Linked DNA regions of Homo sapiens: region 2 is linked to region 1. Evidence: chromatin loops called from intact Hi-C (ENCODE). Cell type or tissue: dorsolateral prefrontal cortex. All regions are shown on one strand. Region 1 overlaps SH3KBP1 (SH3 domain containing kinase binding protein 1). Region 2 overlaps SH3KBP1 (SH3 domain containing kinase binding protein 1).

Region 1 (8,000 bases):
GTTTGAGACCAGCCTGGCCAACATGGTGAAACCCCATCCCTACTAAAAATACAAAAATTAGCCGGGCATGGTGGTGGGCGCCTGTAGTCCCAGCTACTCAGGAGGCTGAGGCAGGAGAATCGCTTGAACCTGGGAGGCAGAGGTTGCAGTGAGCCAAGATTACGTCACTGCACTCCAGCCAGCCTGGGCGACAGGGTGAGACTGTGTCTCAAAAAAAAAAAAAAAAAAAAGTCTGGAAGGATACATATAAAATGTTAACTATGGTTGTTCCTGAATGATAGGATTGAGGGTAATATATATATATATATATATATATATATATATATATATATTTTTTGAGACAGGCTGTCACTCTGTCACCCAGGCTGGAGTGCAGTGACACGATCTCAGCTCACTGCAGCCTCAACCTCCCGGGCTCAGGCGATCCTCCCACCTCAGCCTCCCGAGTAGCTGGGGACTACAGGTGTGCATGCCACCACACCCAGCTAATTTTTGTATTTTTCGTAGAGTTGGGGTTTTGCCATGTTGCCGAGGCTAGTCTCAAACTCCTGACCTCAAGTGATCCAACTGCCTCAGCCTCCCAAAGTGCTGGGATTACAAGCATTAGCCACTGCACTCAGCTGAGGATGATTTCTATTTATTTCTTTGTATTCTTCAACTTTGAATAATAATAATAATAATAATTATTATTATTATTACAAAGAGCTCTTGTAATGAGAGAAGTAACAGAGCTACCTCCATTTTGAGAAACAAACAAGCAAAGGGTTCAGGGAGCACTTACCAGTGCAACAAGTAGCTCAGACATCACAGGACCAAGGCAAAACCTGTCAGGCCCCCCAGGGGCTACCATTCCTCTCCCATCTCCAGGCCCTAGCTGCTGAGACTTTCCCACGTTTTTCACACCTTACAATCAATCATGCTTTCACTCATTTCCCCAAGGAAGAAGATTCACCATCTTTATTTTGCATATAAATACCTCATTCAGATTTCTACTCATCAGAACTCAGAACAAAGACATCCAGCATAAGATCAGCAAACATAAGCTATCTTTCCCTAGGAAAATCCTCTCAAGCCATTGCCGATGAATATATTTTTATCCTAGCCAACCCCTAACGGCACTCTCCTCATATATCTGCCTCTGTCCTCCTTTCTAGGCAAGCAACAGATGCCATTTAAAAACCTTTCAAGAAGTTCCCCTACTCTTAAAATGATATGTTAAAACAATGTGTTTCCTTTTGGCCACGCTATTTTTTTTTTTTTGTAATTTTGAAAATAGTATAAGTTAAAGCCAACAGAAAAAGACATAAAGGGACATATTTTACAGACCTCATCAATTCTCCCCTTAAAATTTTTTTTTCAATGAGAGACAGGGATATGGAAGACATATGACACACTGTAAGCCTTACTTATCCTGTGGTTTATTTAGGGAATTTTGTGTTTGGAAAATGACAGACTTCTGCTTTTAGGTAGACAAATATGAACAACTCACAGAGAAAAACAAGACCACTTATTTCTAGCAAACTTTTATAAAATCAAAATAATTTAGTGTCTTAATTTTTCTCCATACATGAGTACATACCTATAAATGCCCCGCACTACAAAACTAGCCAAATATCTTTACCCCATCATAAAAAAAGCAGTTCAATAGCACCCAGAAGTCACTACTCACAGCTGCTCCACTCACAAAGAAAACTCCAAATGTCGGTGACCCTCAAGAGTGAAACGCCCCACAGCTGGCTTGCTCTGCATGGACATACCCTTCTCTCTAAGCTAACCTGAAAAGCAAGCTGGATTTGTTTACTGCACAAACATCTGTAATTGCTAAACATCTCTGTGACATGGTGTAACAGTTACCGCTTGTGCAAACTGCCCATCTAAATTTCTCTCTGCAATATGAGCACATGAAAACCCAAGACACAGAGAGATTGGAAACATCTGTAAAAATTAATGGCCAAATTGACCAAAGTGGGAGGGATTAAAACGGCTAAATAGCTCCAGAGTGACATTCAGCTTTAGCAAATAATCCGTATACTTGATAGGTTCCTCCTCAGCTTATCCATAGCTCCCCTCTGTGGGATCCTAGCTGGCACACACATTGTTTCAACCCACTAATGCAAACCCATTACCCAGTCTTGCTACAAAATGTTATATACAGATAAGATACAGGTTAACTGGATTTATTACAACTCTAAAAGCAAAAAAAAAAAAAAAGAAATACCTCTTCTCCCATGATGCAGCCAGCCTCCTCTCTTCAGTTTGAAAAGGTCCCAGAACTCCCCTGGAATCCTCCCACTTCCTTCCAACAGCACGGAGCCTGAGGACCCAGCCTAACCCTGAGTCATACTTGGGACCAAATGAGGAATGGGGAGAACAAAGCTCGCATTTGTTTATGGTTCAGGAAGCCAGGGCCAATTCATGGCTTGGGTGGCTTCGAGAGAAGTCCTCCTCCCTCGCCTATGTTGCTGCTGCAATCTGGGCTCCCTCCTGGGGCCCCCAGGTGTGACCATTCGGACAAGGAACACACTGAGGGAGTGTTTATTTGGCAAGACCTAGTGATCACGTCTGTTTAAAAATGCCAGAGAAGAAATAAAAAGCCCACTATCTTTCAACAGATCACATGGCTAGAGAGTGAGGGATATCTAGAATATAGTCTGTATATGACATATCAATCATGAACATGCCTGTATTTTAAATGCAATTAGTTGCACTACACAAAAATTACTCATAAACACACACACACACACACACACACATACACACACACACACACAGAAGAAGGAAAAACAGCCGTGGCTTTATGGAAATACTCCCCCTAGGAAAAATACAGCAACATTGCTGCCATGTCATCAGGAGCATCCTAACAGGTTGAAATGAAATATTTAAATCACAATTTTGTTCTTTCCCCCAAAAGAGATACCATTTTAATCACCACTTCAATGAATCTAGAGCGCAGTGGTTAAGTGTTCAAAACTCTGGAGCCGGAGTGTTTGAGATCAAAATCCCAGTTGAGCTACTTCCTGGCTTTGTGATCCTGAACAACTTATTCAACCTTTGTTCATCTCAGTTTCCTTATCTATAAAATGGGGATAATGGCACCAACCTACAGGGCTGTCTGGAAAATTAAATAATATATGTAAAGTACTTACAAAAGTGCTTGGCACACAGTAAATATCATATTAGCCACAATTACAAGTTCAGGACAATTTCACAAATCAGGATGCCAAGTAAACAGTATCCTTATCTTACCACATTTCTCATATGCTTAGACTTTGATGACCTGTTTCAGTTAACTATGGTTAATATTTAAATTTTTAATTAAACTAATTTAAAAACCATTTGCTTACTATTTATTAACTGCCTGCACTGTATCTAACTCTGTAAGGGGCTTTAAATAAGATGCTGTCCCAGTCCTCAAGAAATTTACAATCTCCTTGGGTAAATAAGACATAAATCTGTTTACTTATCACACACACACACAAATGTAGGTGATGTCACTAGGTAGTAAATGACAAATATAATACAAGTGCTACAGAATTAGCATTTGGAATTCAGAGAACAGATAAAAAAAATTCCCTTATCAAAACCCAACTAGGACGGAGGAGAATAAACAAATCTCCTGTGTAGAAGGATTCCAAATCATTTCTTTAGATACTCCTCCCTCAAGGAGGTAGAATGAAACTCCCCACTCTTTAAGTGGGAGGGGCACAGAGTACCCTTTTTCCAAAGAGTCAAGTATGGAAAGAGGGAAAAAACCAGAACTTTCGAGCGGAGAAACCTGACTAACACCTACGTCAGCCAAGGTGACTAAGGTTAACATCTATAGCGATAAGTATGGAATTAATATGATGTAATGAGAGCACTTCACCTCTGTGGCCTTCCTCCCAAAAACCCACGACTCCAATCTACTCATGAGAATAACTTCAGACAAATGCTTATTTAAGGACATTCTACAAAACTGAAAATTGCCATGGTCATCAAAAATAAAGAAAGTCTGGGAAACTGTTAAAGCCTAACAAGATGAGAAAACTAAATGTGGTATTCTGGATGGGATCCTGCAACAGAAAAAGGACACTGGATAAAAACTGAGGACATCTGAATAAAGCATGGATGTTAGTCAATAATGATAATATGGGCCAGGCATGGTGGCTCACGCCTGTAATCCTAGCACTTTGGGAGGCCAAGGTGTGCGGATTACTTGAGGTCAGGAGTTCAAGACCAGCCTGGCCAACATGGTGAAACCTCGTCTCTACTAAAAATACAAAAATTAGCCAGGCCTGGTGGCAGGTGCCTGTAATCCCAGCTACTCAGGAGGCTGAGGCAGAAGAATTGCTTGAATCGGGTGGGGGTGGGGGGCGGAGGTTGCAGTGAGCCGAGATGGCGCCACTGCACTCCAGCCTGGGCAACAGAGCAAGATTCTGTCTCAAAAAAAAAAAAAAAAAAAAAGATAATATGAAACGTACCACGTTAATGCAAGACGTTAACAAGAGAGGAAGCCGGGTGTGAGGTATGTGGGAACTCTATTATCTTCACAACTTTTCCATAAATCTAAAACTACTCTAAAATTAAAAGTTGATTAAAAAACTAATTAGAAAGATAAACCTGCTGAATGCAAAGGTATATATAAATAAACACATATCTGTGATTTATAGCTATACATGTTTATGCCCATGTGTATATCTATGTAAATCTATTTAACAAGGCCCTCTCAACTTCAAATTTAAAAATTGTCTCTATCTTCTTAGCCTATCTATTAATGAAGATAGTAGAATGCTGACTCCTGGCTTTTTCATTCCCAAAATACACAAAAGAATTTTCTTTGAAAGGAAACTTGGCTCTTTTGTCAGTGTTGCTGCCAACCCAGGCAACGGCGATCCAGCTTAAAGAGTGTGCATGAGGTGGGCCCATCTGCCCCTTTCCAAGAGCTACTAGAAGTTCCTGGTGCCTGGCCAATTAGTCATCGACCATGGAGCCCCGGGGCTGGCAAGTCTCCCAGCTACTTCCTCTCCCATCTCCAGTCCACATTCCTCAGCACCTCCCCAGTTATCTCTCTAAAGTATAAATCTGATCATGCTGCTGCCCAACTGAACTCCTTCACCAACTTGCCCACCCACCCAGAAGAAGGGCAGCTTGTGAGTGGGCTGGCAGAGCCCTGCAGGAAGAGGCACCACCTCCCCTTCAGCTGCCCACTTCCTCCACTACCACCACCACAGCCCCTGCACCCCAGCCCAACCCACCTCTTCCTTCAACATACTCATGCTCACTCCTTGTCCACATGCACACTGCTAGTACCATGAATTCCCAACGTCTTTTAACACCTTGCTCAAATACCACATTCCTTAAAAAGAGACCAAGGATATCCCATCCCTTCCTTCTTGACCTGGAGGAAAGTTAGTAGTTTCTTCCTTTCTATTCTCATTGATGCTTTGGACATGCGTCTGCTAGTCTTTCCCCTTACATTATAATGACTTTTATACATACCCCCTTTCTCTCCAATGTAGGGACAATCCAAAGCATTAAATGAGAAACCTGTATATGACAGCTGATCCAAGGTGTGACTTAGGGTAGGAGGTGTTAACTCCATTCCGATGAACCACACCAGATCTGCTCCACCCCAAATAAATAACCTGTCAGGTTAAAAAAAAACCGCACTTACTATGCAAATACAACATCTAGACATGCCATTTAGCCAATCCCTTTCCAAATGGATTGCCACCCCTTTGTTCATTTACATACAAATCCCAGAGATACCACTGCTAATCCATAAAAGGCATTCAATAAAGCTTCACACTGCTGATCCATAAAAGGCATTCAATAAAGCTTCAGTGAATGAATGAATGAGTGAATTAATGAACAAATGGAAGAGTGAATCTTAGCTAGACCACAAGCAGATCCCAACCAGAATTGGATTAGCACAAAACAGTATCTTCATTCATCCAGTCCACAAATATTTACTGAGGGCCAACTATCATTTGACAACTATTTTCATAAACTGTAAATGGTGACTAACACAGACAAGGTCCCAAATTATGGCACTTACTTTCTAGTGGCTGACATTTAAGACTTGGTGATATGAAACAAACAGCTAACACAGATATAGCAAAATTCAATTGTACTTCTTGCAGTTTGAAATTTGCCATAATAAAAAATTAAAGAGGCCAGGCATGGTGGCTCATGCCTGTAATCCCAGCACTTTGGAAGGCTGAGGGAGGTGGATCACCGGAGGTCAGGAGTTCAAGACCAGCCTGGCCAACATGGTGAAACCCCGTCTCTACTAAAAATACAAAAATCAGCCGGGCGTGGTGGCCCACACCTATAATCCCAGCTACTCGGGAGGCTGAGGCAGAAGAATTGCTTGAACCCGGGAGGCAGAGGTTGCAGTGAGCCAAGATCATGCCACTGCACTCCAGCCTGGGTGACAGAGCAAGACCCTGCCTCAAATAAATAAATAAATAAATAAATAAATAAATAGAAATAACCCTGGAAAATGTACTGTCATTTATAGGTACTCTTTCTACTCTAATAACAATAAGGACAACAATAATAATAACTAACGTTAATCAAGTGATTACTATGTGCCAGGCACTTCTCTAACCATTACATGTTACTTAATCCTCACAACAACCCTCTGGGGTAGATTCTCTTGTTACTCTAATTTTACAGATGAGGAATCAAAAGCACTGAGTGGTTAAGTAACTTGTCCCAGGAAGAGGCAGAGTTGAAGTCTGAACCTGGGCTATCTGTCCTCCATGTTTAATAACCACTATACTTTTTTTTTTTTTTTTCCAGAGTCTCGCTCTGTCGCCCAGGCTGGAGTACAGTGGCGCAATCTCAGCTCATTGCAACCTCCACCTCCCGGGTTCAAGCGATTCTCCTGCCTCAGGCTTCCAAGTAGCTGGGACTACAGGCGCATGCTACCATGCCCAGCTAATTTTTTGAATTTTTAGTAGAGACTGGGTTTCACAGTGTTAGCCAGGATGGTCTCCATTTCCTGAACTCATGATCCACCTGCCTTGGCTGGGATTATAGGCGTGAGCCACCACACCCGGCCAACCACTATACTCTTAACACAATTTGAAAACCTTCTGGGAATATGATTCTTGGTGACAATCTGGCTGCAACTAAATATTTCTTAGAAAATACGCTAGGCTGAGTGTTTTAGAAAGTTCACATCAAACATATATAAAACAGAAAGCAGCACCCAACATGACAAAGAATAATCCTGTAATACTGGTTCACTGTTTCTGTTTCCCTTTCCCTACCAACTCCCCTCCTCCTTCCTTACTTTTTCCAGATCAGGAAACAAAACTGAGACACTCTGAGGAGAGAGAAGCCAAAGTCTGAAAATCCCAAACACTTCATTCAACCCAGGCAACCAGTGGGCATCTTAATACCATCTGCTCATTAAAAACCACAGGTTTTCCAACAACTCAAGAGACACAATCTTATTTTTCAACCAAAACGAGGGACAGCCAATACTCTAGGTCTCAGATAATCACAACAAGGTTTTGACCCTTGTGTTTAATTAGTCAAAGAGTATATATCTCATTAGCTTCTGGAGTTCTCTAGAGCTTATTTCTAGTCTTCAAAGGATTAGGACATAGATCTCTCATTTTTAAGGAACTAAGATCATCACCTTATTGACATGTTTTAATTTTATATGATTATGCAGCTTAATAAATTTTTACTAGAATGGATAAAAAGACTACCTGGGTGGGGGCTGGGTGGGAGGCGGGGATGGTTAATGCGTACATAAAAAATAGAAAGAATGAATAAGACCTACTGTTTGGTAGCACAACAGGATTACTATAGTCAATAATAATTGCACATTTTAAAATAACTTAAAGAGTATAATTTTATTGTTTATAACTCAACGGATAAATGCTTGAGGGGATGGATACCCCATTCTCCATGATGTGCTTATTTCACAGTGCATGCCTGTATCAAAACATCTCATGTGCCACATAAATACACCTATTATGTACCCACAAAAATTAAATACA
Region 2 (8,000 bases), 49 kb after region 1:
GTTGAGGCAGGAAGACTGCTTGAGCCCAGGAGGTCAAGGCTGCAGTGAGCCATGATTGTGCCACTGCACTTCAGCCTGGGCAACGGAGTGAGACTCTGTCTCAAAACAAAAATATATATATACCAAACAAACAAAAGTCAATGCCATCTGGAATTGTTGATGCTATAGGGATGGAAAGATGGTAGACCCTGCAGTCTTGTTGGTGTGTCGAAGTTGGTCAATTAATTGACCAACTCATTCTCCATCAACTTTGTAGTCTGAAGCATCTGTAATACTAAATAATGCTAATCTATGCCTCTAACTGCTTTCCTCTTACAAACGTATGGCCCCCTGTGAATTAACTTTACTAAACCGTAGAGCAGGGCTATATATGAACAAGAAATGACGTATGTTTGATTTTATATTCGGTCCCCTTAAAAGACAGAAAACATTTGGTTTAAGTAGGCAAAGATATATGTATAAGAAGGTTCAGGGCAGCATTGTTTCTAATAGCAAATGCATATATGCACAGAGATCTACATGTGAAACCTGGATGTCTACTGGGAGGGGAAGGTATATCCAGCAGCCATTAAATATAACAAGTAGCTCTACGTGTATCAGTGTGAAAAGGTGTCCATAGTACACTAAAAGACTAAATCACGTAATATGTATACTATGATCCCAATTTTATAAATACACACACACACACACACACACACACACACACACACACACTCATAACTCTAAGCAGCATGTAGCATTTTAGTTACTCCTGATAACTCGGAACCTAGCACAGAGTATACATTCAACAAATGTTCATTAATAAATAAATGAATCCATTCAACATTCAACTAATTTATGAAGGTCTAATACAATTAAATGAATGAGGGCAACAGAGTAAGAGACTGTCTCAAAAAAAGATACAAATGAATGAGAGAAAGGGGGTATATGTACACGGACACACTTGTGTAAGCACAGAAAATGGTATGGAAGGCTATACCCCAAAGTAACAGTGATACTTCAGGGGAGGCAGATTGGGGGAAGGGTAGAAACTCATTTAAATGCTTCTACAATATCAATTTGTCTTCACAAAGAGCACGTAATATACTGTAATCACTTTTTAAAAACATCACAGTCACCTATTAAAATAATTACCTTGCATTATGAAACTTACCTTTCTGATCACACTTTGATTACATTAATGGTAAAGTGAGTTGGTGTTTTGAAAGAAATAAATATCAATTCAATCAGCAAGAAAGGTGCTTTTCATGGGGCTGAATGACAAGGGGCCTCGGACCTCCCAATGACAACTGGTTGTGGCTGGTCTACGAACACAGCAGGAGGTGTGAGCTCAGAGACAGGGCTCCACATCTGTAGCCCACATTAGTCATTATTCTGATCAGATGCTGTTACAGAACCCTGAGGAGGCCCATACTATTCCATCAGTGACCAAGCCAAGGTTATCTTCCCTGGCCAGACACCACCAGCCTACACAGCCCAGACAGCCATCTCTCACTAGGTGGAGGGGCCCTGTGGTGTCCATCTTCCGAGCTCGCCCCTCACTCATGGGAACACATACATACACACACACATACATACTCATTCATTCAGCCGTGGGGGCCCCTTCTCTGGGTTCTCCTAACAACCATTGCTTTTCTCTAGCACTGTCCTCCTTCCATTGTGTTTTTGTTATCTGTGAGTGTCGGTTGCTGTCTGTCTCCATCTTTTCAACCCTGACACCTCTCAGCTCTTTCACGCACATCTGTATCAACCAATTCGACTCACTCACATCTGCCTCATGATGGTTAGGGCGATGCCACTGCACCACTCTAGATCCCTATGTGGACCCCAGGTGCCATATATCTAGAAAATCCCCGATCCAGGCCCTCCTCAGCCCTATGAACTTCAGAGTCTAATGCCTCATTTAAAGAAGTCACTGAAAACTGTCTTAAATTTGGGCAATTAACATCTGACCCCCCCAAATCAAGTTTCTACTTCCAACGTAATAGTCAAAGGGGCCATCCATTGAATAAACTGAGTTTCTGCAAAGAGGAGCTGTATATGTATATTTTAACATTAACATTGTCATCTGATATTTCTTTAGAAGCCACATCTGTAATTTTGGTGCCATGAGCATGAAGAACTCAACATCCTCCACCTCAACTATATCTTATAAAAATGATATGTGAATTAGCCATGTGAAAGGGTGCAGGGGCTCTGATTTCACTGCTCATGGATACGTGGTCTTCACTTAAAGCATTAAAGCACATAAAAGAGAACCCTGGGGCCAGGCATGGTGGCTCACACCTGTAATCCTAGCACTTTGGGAGGCTGAGGCAGGAGGATCACTTGAGCCCAGGAGTTCAAGACCAGCTTGGGCAACATAGTGAGACCCCACCTCTAACTAATAATAATAATAATAATAATAATAATAACAATAATAATAATAATAATAGAGAACCCTGAGTTAACAATACAGAAGAGACAAACGGCCCAACTCACCCAGCATTGCAACCCCTGCGTGGCTCTCTGCCTCGGTTTTCTCACGTATAAAATTGGGATGATGGAGACAGACCTACTTTCCAAGGGGCTTACTTCCACCTGACTCTCTCCCTTTTTTCCATTTGGCTTTACATTCAGGAATCTGTTAAAAGACAGCTCTGTTAATGTTTTTTTCACCAGCCTTCCCTTCCAATCAGAGTGAGATAAAGGAATCACGTCATAACATAAAATCAGTGACGTCTCTAAACGTCCCTCTGCTTTTCATCTTTCTTCAGGCTGGTCCCAGGCATTGGTTTTGGCCTTTCAGCACAACCCTCAATCCAAATAACCCAACCTCAGCAGGCCATACCAGGGACACTTCCCTAATGTGTCCCTGGCTTGACTTTCCCCCAGCCCTGGCAGCTAGCTCTCCAGAGGAGAGGGAGTCTGGATTTTCAGAGGAGAAAATCCAATACGTAAAGCACACTGCTTTTCCCTGCAAGGCTAATTTTGGCAAAATGCCCAAAAGAACTCAACATATTTATAGGGTTTTGTTTGATCTACTTTTAAACGCTCCATGCAGAGTCATTCAAGTGAAATGAGAATACAGAATTTCAAAGGAAAAATTGAAGGAAGGTTCTAAATGTAAGTTATTTATTGAGCATAAACAAGATTTCTCCTTTCTATCCAACATACTCCCTCTAACATATCTATTTTTAAAGGCATTCTCAAACTTTGCTGCTGACAAATGAATATATCAGACACCTAACTTTTACAGTTAAAGGTAGAATGGGCAGGGAGGGGGAAAAGATGAGGGAATGAGGGGTAGGAGAGGAGAAAAAAAGACACAAACATTTGAAGAACTGTAACAAAGGTCTAGAAAATCCTAAAGACCTTCATCTGGGATACTTCTGTCTTGCCTAATCTTAGAGAATTACTGGGAGGTATGTGTGTGTGGGTTGTGGGGGTGGGAGATACACACCATAAACAAATCTAGGGTTTCCCAGTTTTTAAAATCAGTACCAAAAATGGCCACTGTGCTCGGAGATTTAGAAAGTGTCAAAGAATTCCACATGTACCCTCTCTTTTGGGGGTAGGGGGAGATCTTCATTGCAGGTAGTCATAATATTTTTAAATTTTGACTCATTTTTAATATAGTTTCCCTTCTCATCCCCATCAGAATAAAGAGGGGAGGAAGCCTAGGTATTTCTGAATTTTCTTGATGCAAATGGGAGTTTATATCCCTGCAATTCATTCCTCATAATCTGAAAGGCTAAACCCCTTAAGCAGAGGTCCTTAACTGGGGTGTGTGGATAGAATTCAGGGGGTCTAAACTTACATGGGAAGAAAAATACATCTTTTACTATCTTCTGAAATTTGGCCTTTATTCTCACCGTGAATCTAAGCAACAAACCACAATGGTACTAGCAGCATCTATGAAATTTATTTATTTCCCACTACATGAATAGATATTTTCATTTCATTTCACAGTTGCAGTTATCTTGAACTATCATTTACACTCACCCCTGCTTCAAAATTATGATCACCTCCTGACCCACTGCTGGATGTTGCTATAATAAAGCATATGTCTTGCTTGTATTTTTGTACTATTTTGACAACTATTTTAACATAATTGGTTTCCTTTGTAATTCTTTGGTTCCCTTTTTATTCATTTACCAACATTATTCTGAAAAGGGGTCCACAGGCTTCACCAGACTGGCAAACAGGTTCCATGGAAATTTTTTAAATAAAAAGAACCCCCAATCCCTGCTTTCAAGATTGTAATTTCCAGGCTGGGTGCAGCGGCTCACACCTATAATTCCAGCACTATGGGAGGTCAAGGTGGAAGGATCCCTTGAGGGCAGAATTTCAAGGCCTGAGCAACGTGGCGAGAACCTGTCTCTACAAAAAATAAAAATAAAAAAATTTAACAGAGCATGGTGATGTGTGCCTGTAGTCTCAGCTACCCGGGAAGCTGAGATGGGAGGACCACTTGAGCCCATGAGTTCTAGGTTGCAGTGAGCCATGACTGCACCACTGCACTCCAGCCTGGGCAACAGAGCAAGAACCTATCTTTAAAAAAATTACAGTTTCCAAGGAAACCCAAAGGTACAAGGGTAAACTATTTATATTTAACAAAGCAGTAAACATAACATTTGGACTCTGTTCATTGGAATGCTTCATAAGCTTTGGAGTAACACATCATAACAAAAGAGCCACTTTGGGCAACTTCGCAAGTCCTGAACCACAAATGGCCACGTGGCACGGTGCTCATGAAGCTGCTTGCCAAGTGCCCTCTTATTACTTGGGTCAGTGGCTGGCGAGAGCCCCACTCTGTCATCTGGTGCCCTGGCTTGGCTGAGCTCAATGCCCATGATTTCTTCCAGGGAGGCCAGCACAGCTAATTTGCAGGCTGACACCTGCCACAGCCTCATTACCCTCCCCCAACTCAGCCCTACTTTTCTCTCCCTTTTCTGACTACTTAAATTCTGGAAAGCACTACAAGTTTCCCCCTATCCTTCGGGTATAAAGAGGTCACTAGGGCTTCCATGTACCCACACGGCTTCATACACACCCCTTGCTCCCAGCCCTACTCAGCTGCACTGGTGTGTGTGTGTGTGTGTGTGTGTGCGCGTGCGCACTGGTGTGTGTGTGTGTGTGTGTGTGTGTGTGTGTGTGTGTGTGTGTGTCCGTCCCCAGTGCCTGCCGGGCTGCAAGCACAGAAATATTCCATAGAAGGAGGGAAGTTGATGCTAATGTTTATAATTGCACAGGATCTGCCTGGAGGGATTGCCTGACTTCCACTGAGGTCCATTTCTGTGGTATCACTAGAGGATGAAGGACCCTATGGTCAGCATGGCCAGCTGGGACCAGAGGCATCTGACCAGTTCTTCAAAAAAAAAAAAGAAGTCTAAAAAAAATGTCTCAACCAGGCATGCTGGCTCATGCCTGTAATCCCAGCACTTTGGGAGGCCAAGGCAGGCAGATCTCTTGAGCTCAGGAGTTCGAGACTAGCCTGGGCAACATGGCAAAACCCCATCTCCACAAAAAACAAAACAAAACAAAACAAAATTAGCCAGGCGTAGTGACACACGCCTGTAATCCCAGTTACCTGGGAGGCTGAGGTGGATTACCTGAGCTTGGGAAGTTGAGGCTGCAGTGAGCCAAGATCACGCCACTGCACTTCAGCCTGAGTGACAGAATGAGACTCCGTCTCAAAAAAAAAAAAAAAAAAAAAAGTGTTAAAAGTAAAAGAGTCAAGAAAACACCAATTCCACTTTCAGGAAGTTATACTCCAGATAACTCACATGAAATGTACAAAGATATATGCATAATGTCCACTGCTACATTAGTCAGAATAGTGAAAAACCAGAATTATCCTAAACGTCCTTCAATCAGGGAACTGGTTAATTAAGCCATAGGTGTATCTCCACACAAACTAGCAAAGAGAAGCATAGCTCTAAATGAACTGATACGGCAAGATTTCCAAGATTCTCGTCAACTTAATACAAAAATTGCAATATAGCCTGAACAGTATGATCCCATCTGTGTTTTTAAAAAATGCCAAGATGTATGTACCACTATGTGTTTGAAATTGACATCTTTATGATCAAATGACTATCTGCATCTGCTTATGGTTCCTCCTAATATCTACACAGAGATCTGTAGGGATGACCATGAACCAAGTCTCTTCCAGGAAGTATGACTCAGGGAAGGGATTTGATGTGACTCTTTACACCATGACTTGACTCTGTTAATTTTTTACACTAAACATGTATTATTTTTATAGTAAGTCTAAGAAAAGTTAGGATGAGTCTAAAAGAAAAGGTCAAACTAGAAAATGTTTTAAAAGAGCAGAGAGGTGTAAACAACCCAATAGCACAAAAGCTGCCCTACTGAGCAGATGATTGTGTGGGGATCAGAAAAACAACAAATCAGTCCCCTCTTGGTGGGGTGGGGAATAAGCATCATCCAGAAAAGGGCAGATTATTAAGCAGATGTCCCCCGCCGACCCCACCAAACAAACAGGTTAGTAATGCACGTCCTATCTATTTATTCGAAGCAGATAAAGACTTTTCTCTTTATTTAAACAAATCCCACTTTCCTTGTAAATACAGGAAAGGTGCAAAGGTGTATTTTTTTAAAAGAGGGGGTTATATCTCACCCAGACTTCATTTTCCAAACTGATCCATACCTTTCCTCCCCCTCTCAGAGGGCAGAAAGTGAGTGTCATGAAAAGTGTAAACTTAGAAGTTATAAATCTAGAAAGTGTCAGTCTAAAAATCCTGAGGCGAAAAAAAATGAATGAAGATTCATTTGCAGAATAGAGAAAGAGCAGAGAAAAATAGAGAAAGTAGGGAAAAATAAATCCACATTAATCTCCCCAACAATAATTTTTGTCAGCATTTAAATATTGTATTCAGCACTTAATTGTCTTTACCTCAAAGGGCTTTATTATAAAATTTTCTATATATTACGTATATCTCTTTTTGCAAGACGAAACTTCCCGGCAGGCAGGAATTCGGTTTTTCTAATGGTCTGCCGCAGAGATCAGCAAACTATTACTGTAAAGGGCCAGAGAGTCAATGTTTCAGGCTTTGTGAGCCATATGGCCTCTGTAGCAACTACTCAACTCTGCCATTGTAGTGGTGAAAACAACCATAGACCACACATAAATGAATGGGTGTGCCTGTGTGCCAATAAAACTTGACTTACAAAAACAGCCAGTGCCAGGTTTGGCCCATGGGCCATCGTTTGCTGACTTCTGGTTTATAGGAAGAAGTGTTAAGAGTCCAAATCAGAAACCAGGGAATATTTTTTTAAAAAGGAAGAACAAGAGACATGGCTAAGGTTGAATCATCAGCTTACATGTGACCCCCTCCCAGACACCTTCCCTGACTGCTTTTGAGGCAGGGTTATGGTCCCCTGCAACCACCACCACCAATAACAACCATGAGAGAGCACAGCACCCAGTGTATAATGTTCTCTTTACCCTGCCCACGCTGCCTGGGGATTGTTTGATTCTCAAATCCTAGACTCTGTGAACAGGAACTCAGCTGGCCTCCTTGGGGATTACTACAGGCTAGCCCAGAACAGACCTTTAACAACCATCTCATAAACAAAGTTAGAACAAAACATGTAAGTAAATAAGGGGATGAAGAAGAAAGAAGAATTAAAAATGACCCCAAAGTGTCGATGGGAGGAAGTGAAGGTTGGTAATGCCACCAACTAAAATGCAGAACACAGCTGAGCACGGTGGCTTACACCTGTAATCCCAGCACTTTGGGAGGTTGAGGCAGGCAGATTGCTTGAGACCAGGAGTTTGAACCCAGCCTGGGCAACATAGCAAGACCCTGTCTCTACTCTAAAAAAAAAAAAAAAAAAAATAGATAAATTAGCCAGGTATGGTGGCACACACCTGTAGTCCCAGCTACTCGGGTAGGCTGAGGTAGAAGGATTGCTTGAGCCCTGGAGGTGGAGGCTGCAGTGAGCCATGATTCCGCTACTGCACTCCAACCTCAGTGACAGAGTGAGACCCT

What was found. Peaks named below come from ENCODE experiments on the same cell type or tissue, not always from the same donor. Only the 100,000 strongest peaks of a DNase experiment are listed, where the experiment ranks them.
Region 2: it touches region 1 in a loop (1.8-fold over the local background); 10 of 110 quality-filtered maps call a loop at or near these places.

Annotation. Positions count from the first base shown.
Region 1 is chrX:19,668,644-19,676,643 of GRCh38, forward strand. The region is part of intron 6 of SH3KBP1 (SH3 domain containing kinase binding protein 1); the gene reads right to left. Among named protein-coding and RNA genes, the nearest start is that of MAP3K15, 160 kb to the left of the region's middle. In dorsolateral prefrontal cortex, no CTCF peak of the experiment used is centred here; DNase peaks (open chromatin) are centred at 2,392 and 4,946; H3K4me3 peaks cover 1,995 bases; H3K27ac peaks cover 2,673 bases; H3K27me3 peaks cover 2,394 bases.
Region 2 is chrX:19,717,466-19,725,465 of GRCh38, forward strand. All of the region lies in intron 3 of SH3KBP1 (SH3 domain containing kinase binding protein 1), which reads right to left. Among named protein-coding and RNA genes, the nearest start is that of SH3KBP1, 170 kb to the right of the region's middle. RefSeq lists an enhancer at 5,012-5,512. In dorsolateral prefrontal cortex, no CTCF peak of the experiment used is centred here; a DNase peak (open chromatin) is centred at 4,776; H3K27me3 peaks cover 3,630 bases.